3 separate regions of the Homo sapiens genome follow, and all the other regions are linked to region 1. The links are chromatin contacts, found by Hi-C or POLR2A ChIA-PET in ENCODE. All regions are on one chromosome and are shown on one strand. The core of a region is the stretch at or near the end of the contact, and the rest is flanking DNA. Distances in the headings are between cores, read along the strand shown. Region 1 has its middle 20 kb from the start of MIR6506. Region 2 overlaps MPV17L-BMERB1 (MPV17L-BMERB1 readthrough). Region 3 overlaps NDE1 (nudE neurodevelopment protein 1).

Region 1 (3,079 bases), core at 303-2,802:
CCATCCGCCTCAGGCAGCTCATGTGATGGCCTCCAAAGGCTTCCCAGGTGCAGGGCCTGGGCATGAGGGAACCCCCGCTCCTACCACCCACCTGCCCCCACTGCAGTTTCTGGTATCAGCAAGTGCAGACAAATCCACACTGGGGCTGCAGGGTCGCCGCCCTTGGTATTTCAGCAGCCAGAGTCTGATGCATCAAGGGCAGGTGTGGCAAGAATCAGGAAATACATTTTTTTTTTTTTTGAGACAGAGTCTCACTCTATCGCCCAGACTGGGGTGCAGTGGCACGATCTCGGCTCACTGCAACCTCCTACCGGGTTCAAGCGATTCTCATGCCTCAGCCTCCGAACAGCTGGGATTACAGATGCTGCCACCACACCTGGCTAATTTTTTTTGAGACGGGGTTTTGCCATGTTGCTCTGGCTCGTCTCAAACTCCTGGCCTCAAGTGGTTCACTTGCCTCGGCCTCCCAAAGTGCGGGGATTACAGGCGTAATATAATATAGATATTATATATAGATATAGATATAGATGTCTCTATAATATCTATATATAAATAGATATATCTATTATATATAATAGAGATATATATCTATATATAATATATAGATATCTATATATTATATATAGATATATATCTATATATTATGTATAGATATAATATAGTCACACAGTCAACCATGCCCGGAACCCCCAAGCCCCCACTTTTTTTTTCCGAGATGGAGTCTCACTCTGTTGCCCAGGCTGGAGTGCAATGGTGCGATCTCGGCTCTTTGCAACCTCCGCCTCCTGGTTTCAACCGATTCTCCTGCCTTAGCCTTCCGGGTAGCTGGGATTACAAGCATGTGCCACCACACTTGCTAATTTTTGTATTTTTAGTAGACATGGGGTTTCACCCTGTTTTTTAAATTCTCTAAAAGGAAGAGGACACTTTTTTTGTTGTTGTTGTTGTTGTGTTGTGTTGTGTGTGTGTGTGTGTGTGTGTGTGTGTGTGTGTTTTGAGACAAAGTCTTGCTGTGTCTCCAGACTGGAGTGCAGTGGCGCAATCTCGGCTCACTGCAACCTCTGCCTCCCAGGTTCAAGCGATTCTCCTGCCTCAGCCTCCCAAGTAGCTGGGACCACAGGCGCCCACCACCATGCCCAGGTAATTTTTTTGTATTTTTAGTACAGATGGGTTTTCACCATGTTAGCCAGGATGGTCTCAATCTCCTGATCTCGTGATTTGCCCGCCTCGGCCTCCCAAAGTGCTGGGATTACAGGCGTGAGCCACCGTGTCCAGCCCTGTTTGCTTTTAAATGGGAGAGACCTGTTTAAATCCCTCCGATGGGAAGAGAAAGAACAATTGGGGCTACAGTGGTGGGGAGGGAGGGAGATGAATGATGACTCTGTCACTAACAACCCCTGGGACCGTGGGCAGTGGATTTACTGCCACTTCCTCATCTGTAAAGTGAGAAGTGATAACAGGATCTGACTCACTGTTTCAAGTGTTTATTCTGCCTCCGCTTGCAACCTCTTGCAACCTCCGCTTGAAAAGGGTAATGGATTTACTGCTACTTCCTCATCTGTAAAGTGAGAAGTAATAACAGGATCTGACTCATCAGGCTGATGTGAGGAGGGAACCAGCCAGTGTGAGCACATTGCTCAAGGCATAGAGATAAGCTACAATAAATGTTATTCCCATTATCAACCTCCTCCATGGCTTCTAAAAGGAGCAAGTCTAGGTGTGCAGGACCCCACAGTCTGCAAGGTTTCCCAGCTTGGAAGGTGGCCCTGGTAATCTGGAAGCGTCTGTGACAGCTTAAATAAATTGGATTTTTTAATGTTTTCTTTTTTTAAAAAAATCAGTAGGAATTACAGGAACATACAGTAGGTGTACCCAGAGCTTAGCGGAAGTACCAGAGGCAGGATTTTGATGAGGGTTTGATCTCCTCTGGTTCGTTGGATCTGTGAGTGACTGCTGTATAACTGGCCTGAGGTCAGACCTCGCTGACCCCCCCACTCCCCTCTCCCCTTTTTTTTTGAGATGGAGTCTCGCTCTGTCGCCCAGGCTGGAGTGCAGTGGCACAATCTCTGCTCACCGCAAGCTCTGCTCACTGCAAGCTCCGCCTCCCGGGTTCACGCCATTTTCCTGCCTCAGCCTCCTGAGTAGCTGGGACTACAGGCGTCCACCACCACGCCCGGCTAATTTTTTGTATTTGTAGTAGAGATGGGGTTTCACCGTGTTAGCCAGGATGGTCTCGATCTCCTGAACTCGTGATCCGCCCGCCTCGGCCTCCCAAAGTGCTGGGATTACAGGCTTGAGCCACCACGCCCGGACCCCCCAAGCCCCCCCTTTTTTTTTTCCGAGATGGAGTCTCACTCTGTTGCCCAGGCTGGAGTGCAATGGTGCGATCTCGGCTCTTTGCAACCTCCGCCTCCTGGTTTCAACCGATTCTCCTGCCTTAGCCTCCCGAGTAGCTGGGATTACAAGCATGTGCCACCACACTTGCTAATTTTTGTATTTTTAGTAGACATGGGGTTTCACCATGTTAGCCAAGTTGGTCATGAGCTCCTGACCTCAAGTGAGCCTCCCACCTCGGCCTCCCAAAGTGCTGGGATTACAGGCATGATCCACAGTGCCCAGCCTTGACCCACATTTTTTATGGGGAAAAGAGGGCGGTGGGCCCTTTGCAGCCTGAGTTTTCACTGCACGTTGGAGCGGGAGGGGTCTGTGGTGGGTGGAATTGGGTCCTCCCCAAATGCATGTCTACGTGGAGCCTCAGAATGTGACCTTGGTTGGAAAGAGGGTTTTTGCAGAAGTAATTAAGGAAAGGGTCCAAATGAGATCATACTGCATTCGGGTGGCCCTCACTCCAATGACTGGTGTCTTTTTAAGATGAGAGGGTGCACAGAGGCACATATACAGCGGAGGCGGCCACGTGGAGACAGAGGTGAAGACTGGAGTGGTGCAGCCAGGGAACTGCCAAGGTGCCAGGAGCCACCAGGAGCTGCAAGAGGCAAAAGAAGATTCTTCCCCACAGAGGGAGCAGAGCACCGCAGACAGGTTGATTTCAGGCTTCTGGCCTTTAGGACTGTGAAAGGAG
Region 2 (3,079 bases), core at 247-2,746, 110 kb after region 1:
GTATAACCTGCAGAACTATGAGCCAAATAAACCTCTTTTATTTATAAATTACCCAACCTCCGGTATTCCTTTACAGCAACATGAAATGGACTAAGATACCTCTACCTACAGTAATTACATCGTTAATCCTCACAGCAACCCTTGAGGTAGTAAATATTACTTTAGCCTTGTTTTATAGGTAAGTATGCAAGGGCCAGAAAGGGGACATAACTTGCCCAAGTTTACATAGTTGTAGATCAGCAGAGAGCTGGGACTCAAACATAGATTTTTCTGGCCAGGCACGGTGGCTCATGCCTGTAATCCTAGCACTTTGGGAGGCCGAGGCGAGTGGATCACCTGAGGTCAAGAGTTCGAGACCAGCCTGGCCAACATGGGGAAACCTCATCTCTAATAAAACTACAAAAATTGGCCAGGTATGGTGGTGGACATCTATAACCCCAGCTACTTGAGAGGCTGAGGCAGGAGAATCACTTGAACCCAGGAGGCAGAGGTTGCAGTGAGCTGAGATCATGCCATTGCACTCCAGCCTGGGCTTCAGAGAGAAACTCTGTCTCAAAAATAAATAAATAAATAAAAATAGGTTTTTACAACTCTCAACCACTCCGTTCAAGTGCCTCCTAGTAGAGGGAAGAGCATAGAAACACAGAACATTTCTTTAGAAGAATGTATCATTCCATGTTCTTCCTAGAGGAATAATCGGAGTTTAGCCCACTAAGATAACTCACAACAGCAACCTTTATAACAGTGGAAAAATTGGAAACATACAATGTTTGGCCATATGGACTAGTTAAGTTATTGAAGAATATGTGATGATTTGGGACTAGGATCATAATTTAGAGCTGAGTGAAAAAGGCAGGATATGGGAAAGTAAAATAGTTGGATATTAGCTACACAGGAAAAATATTAAAAGGTTACTAGAAAAACACGCATCAGGATGTTGGTTGACTTTGGCGGGTAGAATTGTGGGTGATTTTTTTCTATGTGTTTTACGCGCGTGTGTGTGTGTATAGACTCAGTTTCCATATCTGTAAAATGGGTATAATAACAGATCTCCCCCACTGAATGGTCAGAAACACTAAGTGAGACAACGCATGTAAAGCTTGAAGCATCAGTACCTGACATAGGATAAATGCTGAATAAAATAACTAACTACAACAATTATTATGTACATGTATTAATTTTATAACTAAGAACACAGGCAATAAATGCTATGTTTAAATCCTGTACAATCTTTTTTTCTTTTTTAAACATGGGAGAATCCTACACGGCAGCCCCCAGAAGTCGCCTTGCTTTGCTTTGTCAGTGATTTCCTCCTCCAGATGTGAAACTGAAGGTAGCATGAGTCATGGCTGCTTCCACAGGTGCCCTTGGATTGTCGAGTGACTCAACTCCAAGCTGCTCTGCATGGAAAGTAACCAGCTGCTGCCTCCAACTCACCAGGCTCAACCCTCCACACCAGGCTCCTCCTCCAAAGTCTCCCAACAAATCAATGCAGGATTCAGAGCCACCCACTGGATGGTTCTGGTGGCCACTAGGATGTTTTCTCACTTCCCAACTCCCAGCCCCAGGCAGCAGGGAAGTGTCTCTGCTCACCTCATGGCTTCCTGTTTAGGACACTGACCTCAAAGCACACAAGTCAGTTCATACTCAGGGCAGATTCTTTTTCTCTTAGACACAGAGAAGATGTTGCCTTAACATCATCTACACCCCTGGGGATCCCTATGATTAGGGCCTGGCTCTCCTTTCCTCTTCTCTCAAGGCTGGTTCTACTCAAGGTCAATCTGGTACCTACAGCAGGCTAAGGAGCAGCAGGCACCTTGCCAATATCAATGGCAGTGGACCCTATCCTGCCAGGAAACATCTCTGTCTTTCACAGATGGTCAGGTTCATGGTCCTGATGATTATTTAGAATTACACAGCAGGCCAGGCGCGGTGGCTCATGCCTGTAATCCCAGCACTTTGGGAGGCTGAGGTGGGCAGATCACTTGAGGTCAGGAGTTCAAGACCAGGCTAGTCAACGTAGTGAAACCCCGTCTCTACTAAAAAAAAAAATACAAAAATTTGCCGGGCATGGTGGCAGGCACCTGTAATCCCAGCTACTTGGGAGGCTGAGGTAGGAGAGTTGCTTGAACCTGGGAGGTGGAGGTTGCAGTGACCCGAGATCATGCTATTATTGCACTCCAGCCTGAGGGACAGAGAGAGACTCCATCTCAAAAAAAAAAAAGAAAGAAAAGAAAAAGAAAATAAGTACACAAGCAATATGTTAATTAATTCTTGTTATAGAAAATGCAGACAATCTAGAAGTAGGTTTTAAAAAGGAAAGAAAAGAGTTCCCTTGACATCTCTCTTCCAATCCCACTCCTCTTCTCAGAGGTGACAAATCGCTGGTAGTAGTTGGGCATGCACCTGGGTGGGTTTTTTTTTTGAGATGGAGTCTTACTCTGTCGCCCAGGTTGGCATGCAGTGGCACAATCTCGGCTCACTGCAAGCTCCGCCTCCCGGGTTCACGCCATTCTCCTGCCTCAGCCTCCGGAGTAGCTGGGACTACAGGTGCCCACCACCACACCCAGCTAATTTTTTTGTATTTTTAGCAGAGACGGGGTTTCACCGTGTTAGCCAGGATGGTCTCGATCCCCTGACCTCGTGATCCACCCGCCTCGGCCTCCCAAAGTGCTGGGATTACAGGCATGAGCCACTGTGCCCGGCTGAGTTTTTGTATTATTATTTTTTTTTTAGCAGAAATGGGAACATGCTCTACATATTCTGTGACTTGTTTTTCCACTTGGTGACTTTCTACTTAATATCTTGAAGACCATTCCATGATGATACAATTAGATCTTCTGCATTCTTTTCCAAATAGCTACATAATATTTTGCTCTAAAGTTCTACCATAGTTTAGCCACTTCTCTATGGATGGACTCTTAGACTGATTCTAATTTTTTATTATTAGACACAATGCTCTAATGAAATTCTCTTATACAGATCTTCATGCATTCCTGCAAATATCTGTATAATACAAATTTCTAAAAGTGTAATTCCTGGCCGGGCACAGTGGCTCATGCTTGTAATCCCAGCACTT
Region 3 (3,079 bases), core at 147-2,646, 91 kb before region 1:
TTTAGTGCCTGTAATCCCAGCACTTTGGGAGGCTGAGGCGGGTGGATCACAAAGTCAGGAGATCGAGACCATCTTGGCTAACATGGCGAAACCCCATCTCTACTAAAAATACAAAAAAATTAGCCGGTTCGTGGTAGCGGGTGCCTGTTGTCCCAGGTACTCGGGAGGCTGAGGCCAGGAGAATGGCATGAACCTGGGAGGCGGAGCTTGCAGTGAGCCAAGATTGTGCCAATGCACTCCAGCCTGGGTAACAGAGCTAGACTCTGTCTTAAAAACAAACAAAAAAAACCCATATTTAGTATAACAGCAAAATATTGCAATAATTTGTGACTATGAAAGCTGTTAATTTCATGTGCAGTTATTGAGAACCTGAAAATACTTAAATAGGAAAACAGATTTTCAGTAAATATAAAGAGATATACTGGTTAGATAACTAAGAACATATCCTTTTTGAGCCAAAAAATGCTTTAAAAGTCCATGGAATTGGCTGGGCACAGTGGCTCATGCTTGTAATCCCAACACTTTGGCAAGCCGAGATGGGAAGATTGTTTGAATCCAGGAGTTTGAGACCAGCCTGGGAAACACTGTGTGACCCCATCTCTTTAAAAAAAAAAAATGTGTAAGTTGGACTGGGTGTGAGAGCTAACGGCTATAATCCCAGCACTTTGGGAGGCCGAGGTGGTGGATCGCTTGAGGTCAGGACCATGGTGAGACCCCATTTCTACTAAAAATAGAAAAATTAGCTGGGCATAATGGCACATGCAATGTAGTCCCAGCTACTCGAGAGGCTGAGGCAGGAAAATCATTTGAACCTGGGAGGCAGAGGCTGCAGTGAGCTAAGATCGCACCACTGCACTCCAGCCTGGGCTACAGAGCAAGACTCTGTCTCAAAAATAAATAAATAAAATAAAATGAAAAACTTATGAAAAGAGTAAAACTAGATTAAATCTATTTGAATTTTTGTAAAACTTTTTGGCATCTTAGTACTCATATGAAACAAAGTAACCTTTAGGAAATGTATTTAATTTTTAGTTACTTCCAATTAGGTCCTGCACACTTTTCAAGGTTATTCTTATACAAAGTGCCTGTCCTCAGTTAAAAGTGAGTAGTTTCGTTTGAGGGACGTATAGAAGAAGGACCATGAGAGCAATCAAACAGCTGATGGTGCTGAGAAACTCTTGTTCTTGGAGAAGACTGTCAAACGTTCTAAATATAACTATTAAACTTGCACAAAATTGTAACATTTTCAAGTCTTTAAAATAAAGCTTTGGAGCCTAGGCAACATGGAGAAACCCGGTCTTTACAAAGAATACACAAATTAGTGAGTCATGGTGGCACATGACTGTAGTCCCAGCTACTGGGGAGGCTGAAGTGATCGTGCCACTGCACTCCAGCAGGGGCGACAGAGAGAGACCTTGTCTCAAAACATAAATACATAAAACTTTGGTGACCTAGAACTTTATTGATTCTATAATGGTGAACTGGGCTTCTACCTCATCCGATTTTTAACACTAAACTATTCAGCATTTGGCCAAATTGTATTAACAAAAACAATGCACGTTTAGTACAAAAATAAAAATAGAAAAGAAAGAAAAAACAAAAATACTACAAGAAAACACTTGGCTAATTGCTTTATAAACCTTGGAGTGCACAAGGCCCTTCTAACTATGACTAAGAAATCTGACTACAAAAAAATCAAATACCAGCCTGGCCAACATGGTGAAACCCCATCTCCGCTAAAAATACAAAAATTAGCCAGGCGTGGCAGTGGGCGCCTGTAATCCCAGCTACTTGGGAGGCTGAGGCAGGAGAATAGCTTGAACCTGGGAGGGTGGAGGTTGCAGTTAGCCGAGATCCTGCACCTGCACTCCAGCCTGGGCCATAGGGCAAGACTCTGACTCAAAACAAAACAAATCAGTAACTCTGTACAATAAAATATACATCAGACAAAGCTGGAAACAAATGACAAACTCCCAATACTGTCCATTCATGTCACAGACAAATATATAAAAATCTCCTAGAAATCATGGGAAAAAAAACAACGAACAACCCAATTTTAAAATATGCCAAAGGCCGGGTATGGTGGCTCATGCCTATAATCCCAGCACTTTGGGAGGCCAAGGTGGACAGACCGAGTCCAGGACTTTGAGACCAGCCTAGGCAACATGGAAAAACCCTGTATCTACAAAAAATACAAAAATTAGCCAGGTATAGTGGCACATGCCTATAGTCCCAGACACTCAGGAGGCTGAGGTGGGAGAATCACTTGCCCCAGGAGGTCAAGGCTCCAGTGAGCTGTAATTGCACCATGGCACTCTACTCTGGGCAATGGAGCGAGGCCCAGTCTCAAAAAAAAAAAAAAAAAAAAAAAAAAAAAAGGCAGTGTTTAACAGTGCTGGCACAACTGGGCTATCCACCTAAAGAAAATAAAAATAAAATTGAACTTGTATCTTATACTAGATACAAAAATAAATTCATTGCAGACTAAGGAATAAGGATACAAAAAAATTAAACAATTAAAAAATATTGCAAAAAAAACACAAAACACATGAACAATCAAGAACCAAGGAGACTTCCCTAGTGAAATCTGCAAACCTAGAAGGTATTTAAAAAAAGATGTAACTGATGACCTAAAAATGAAAAATACATGTATAAAAAATTTTTTTTCAAAAGAGAAAAAAGGAAATATTTGTATGGAAAATGATACAATAGACAAAGTCAACAAACAAAAGATTACCACGGAAAAAATTATTTTCAATGCAGGAGAAAAGATTAGTAGTAAAAATATACAAAGGGCCAGGCACAGTGGTTCATGCCTGTAATTCCAGCTTTGGGAATCTGAGGCAGGTGGATCACTTGAGGTCAGGAGTTCAAGACCAGCCTCTCCAACATCGCAAAACTCCGTCTCTGCTAAAAATACAAAAATTAGCCAGGCGTGGTGGGGGGCGCCTGTAATCCCAGCTACTTGGGAGGCTGAGGCAGGAGAATCACTTGAAGCAGGAAGGCAGTGGTTGCAGTGACCTGAGATCACACCACTGAACTCCAGCTCCAGCCTGGGAGACAGAGCGAGACTCCATCT

The links. A loop is a pair of places that touch in the nucleus more often than their neighbours do. ChIA-PET counts read pairs that join two places held with the same protein, here RNA polymerase II (POLR2A). Pooled maps may share reads with other maps.
Region 2: a map of PC-9 shows a loop between it and region 1 (8-fold over the local background). The contact joins two enhancer-like sites. A Hi-C loop is called at or near these places in 4 of 168 maps with a recorded cell type or tissue (HCT116, PC-9, endothelial cell of umbilical vein and 1 more) and 9 of 50 pooled maps. POLR2A ChIA-PET finds 5 or more read pairs at or near these places in 6 of 52 experiments (HCT116, HEK293, HepG2 and 3 more).
Region 3: a map of CD14-positive monocyte shows a loop between it and region 1 (2.1-fold over the local background). The contact joins two enhancer-like sites. A Hi-C loop is called at or near these places in 2 of 168 maps with a recorded cell type or tissue (CD14-positive monocyte and naive thymus-derived CD4-positive, alpha-beta T cell) and 12 of 50 pooled maps. POLR2A ChIA-PET finds 5 or more read pairs at or near these places in 9 of 52 experiments (CD4-positive, alpha-beta T cell, CD4-positive, alpha-beta memory T cell, HepG2 and 6 more).

What each region holds. Positions count from the first base shown.
Region 1 is chr16:15,589,509-15,592,587 of GRCh38, reverse strand. No RefSeq gene overlaps it. Among named protein-coding and RNA genes, the nearest start is that of MIR6506, 20 kb to the left of the region's middle. RefSeq lists enhancers at 1,222-1,516, 863-2,062. Within about 2 kb of position 1,552, at least 33 of the 41 ENCODE cell types and tissues checked have a DNase peak (open chromatin) inside an H3K27ac peak, as active enhancers do; they include CD14-positive monocyte, HCT116 and PC-9, where a contact is called at or near this core.
Region 2 is chr16:15,480,873-15,483,951 of GRCh38, reverse strand. The region is part of intron 1 of MPV17L-BMERB1 (MPV17L-BMERB1 readthrough); the gene reads right to left. All of the region lies in intron 1 of BMERB1 (bMERB domain containing 1), which reads right to left. Among named protein-coding and RNA genes, the nearest start is that of BMERB1, 48 kb to the right of the region's middle. Within about 2 kb of position 1,496, at least 14 of the 41 ENCODE cell types and tissues checked have a DNase peak (open chromatin) inside an H3K27ac peak, as active enhancers do; they include HCT116 and PC-9, where a contact is called at or near this core.
Region 3 is chr16:15,680,553-15,683,631 of GRCh38, reverse strand. The region is part of intron 4 of NDE1 (nudE neurodevelopment protein 1); the gene reads right to left. Among named protein-coding and RNA genes, the nearest start is that of NDE1, 32 kb to the right of the region's middle. RefSeq lists an enhancer at 1,206-1,500. Within about 2 kb of position 1,396, at least 5 of the 41 ENCODE cell types and tissues checked have a DNase peak (open chromatin) inside an H3K27ac peak, as active enhancers do; they include CD14-positive monocyte, where a contact is called at or near this core.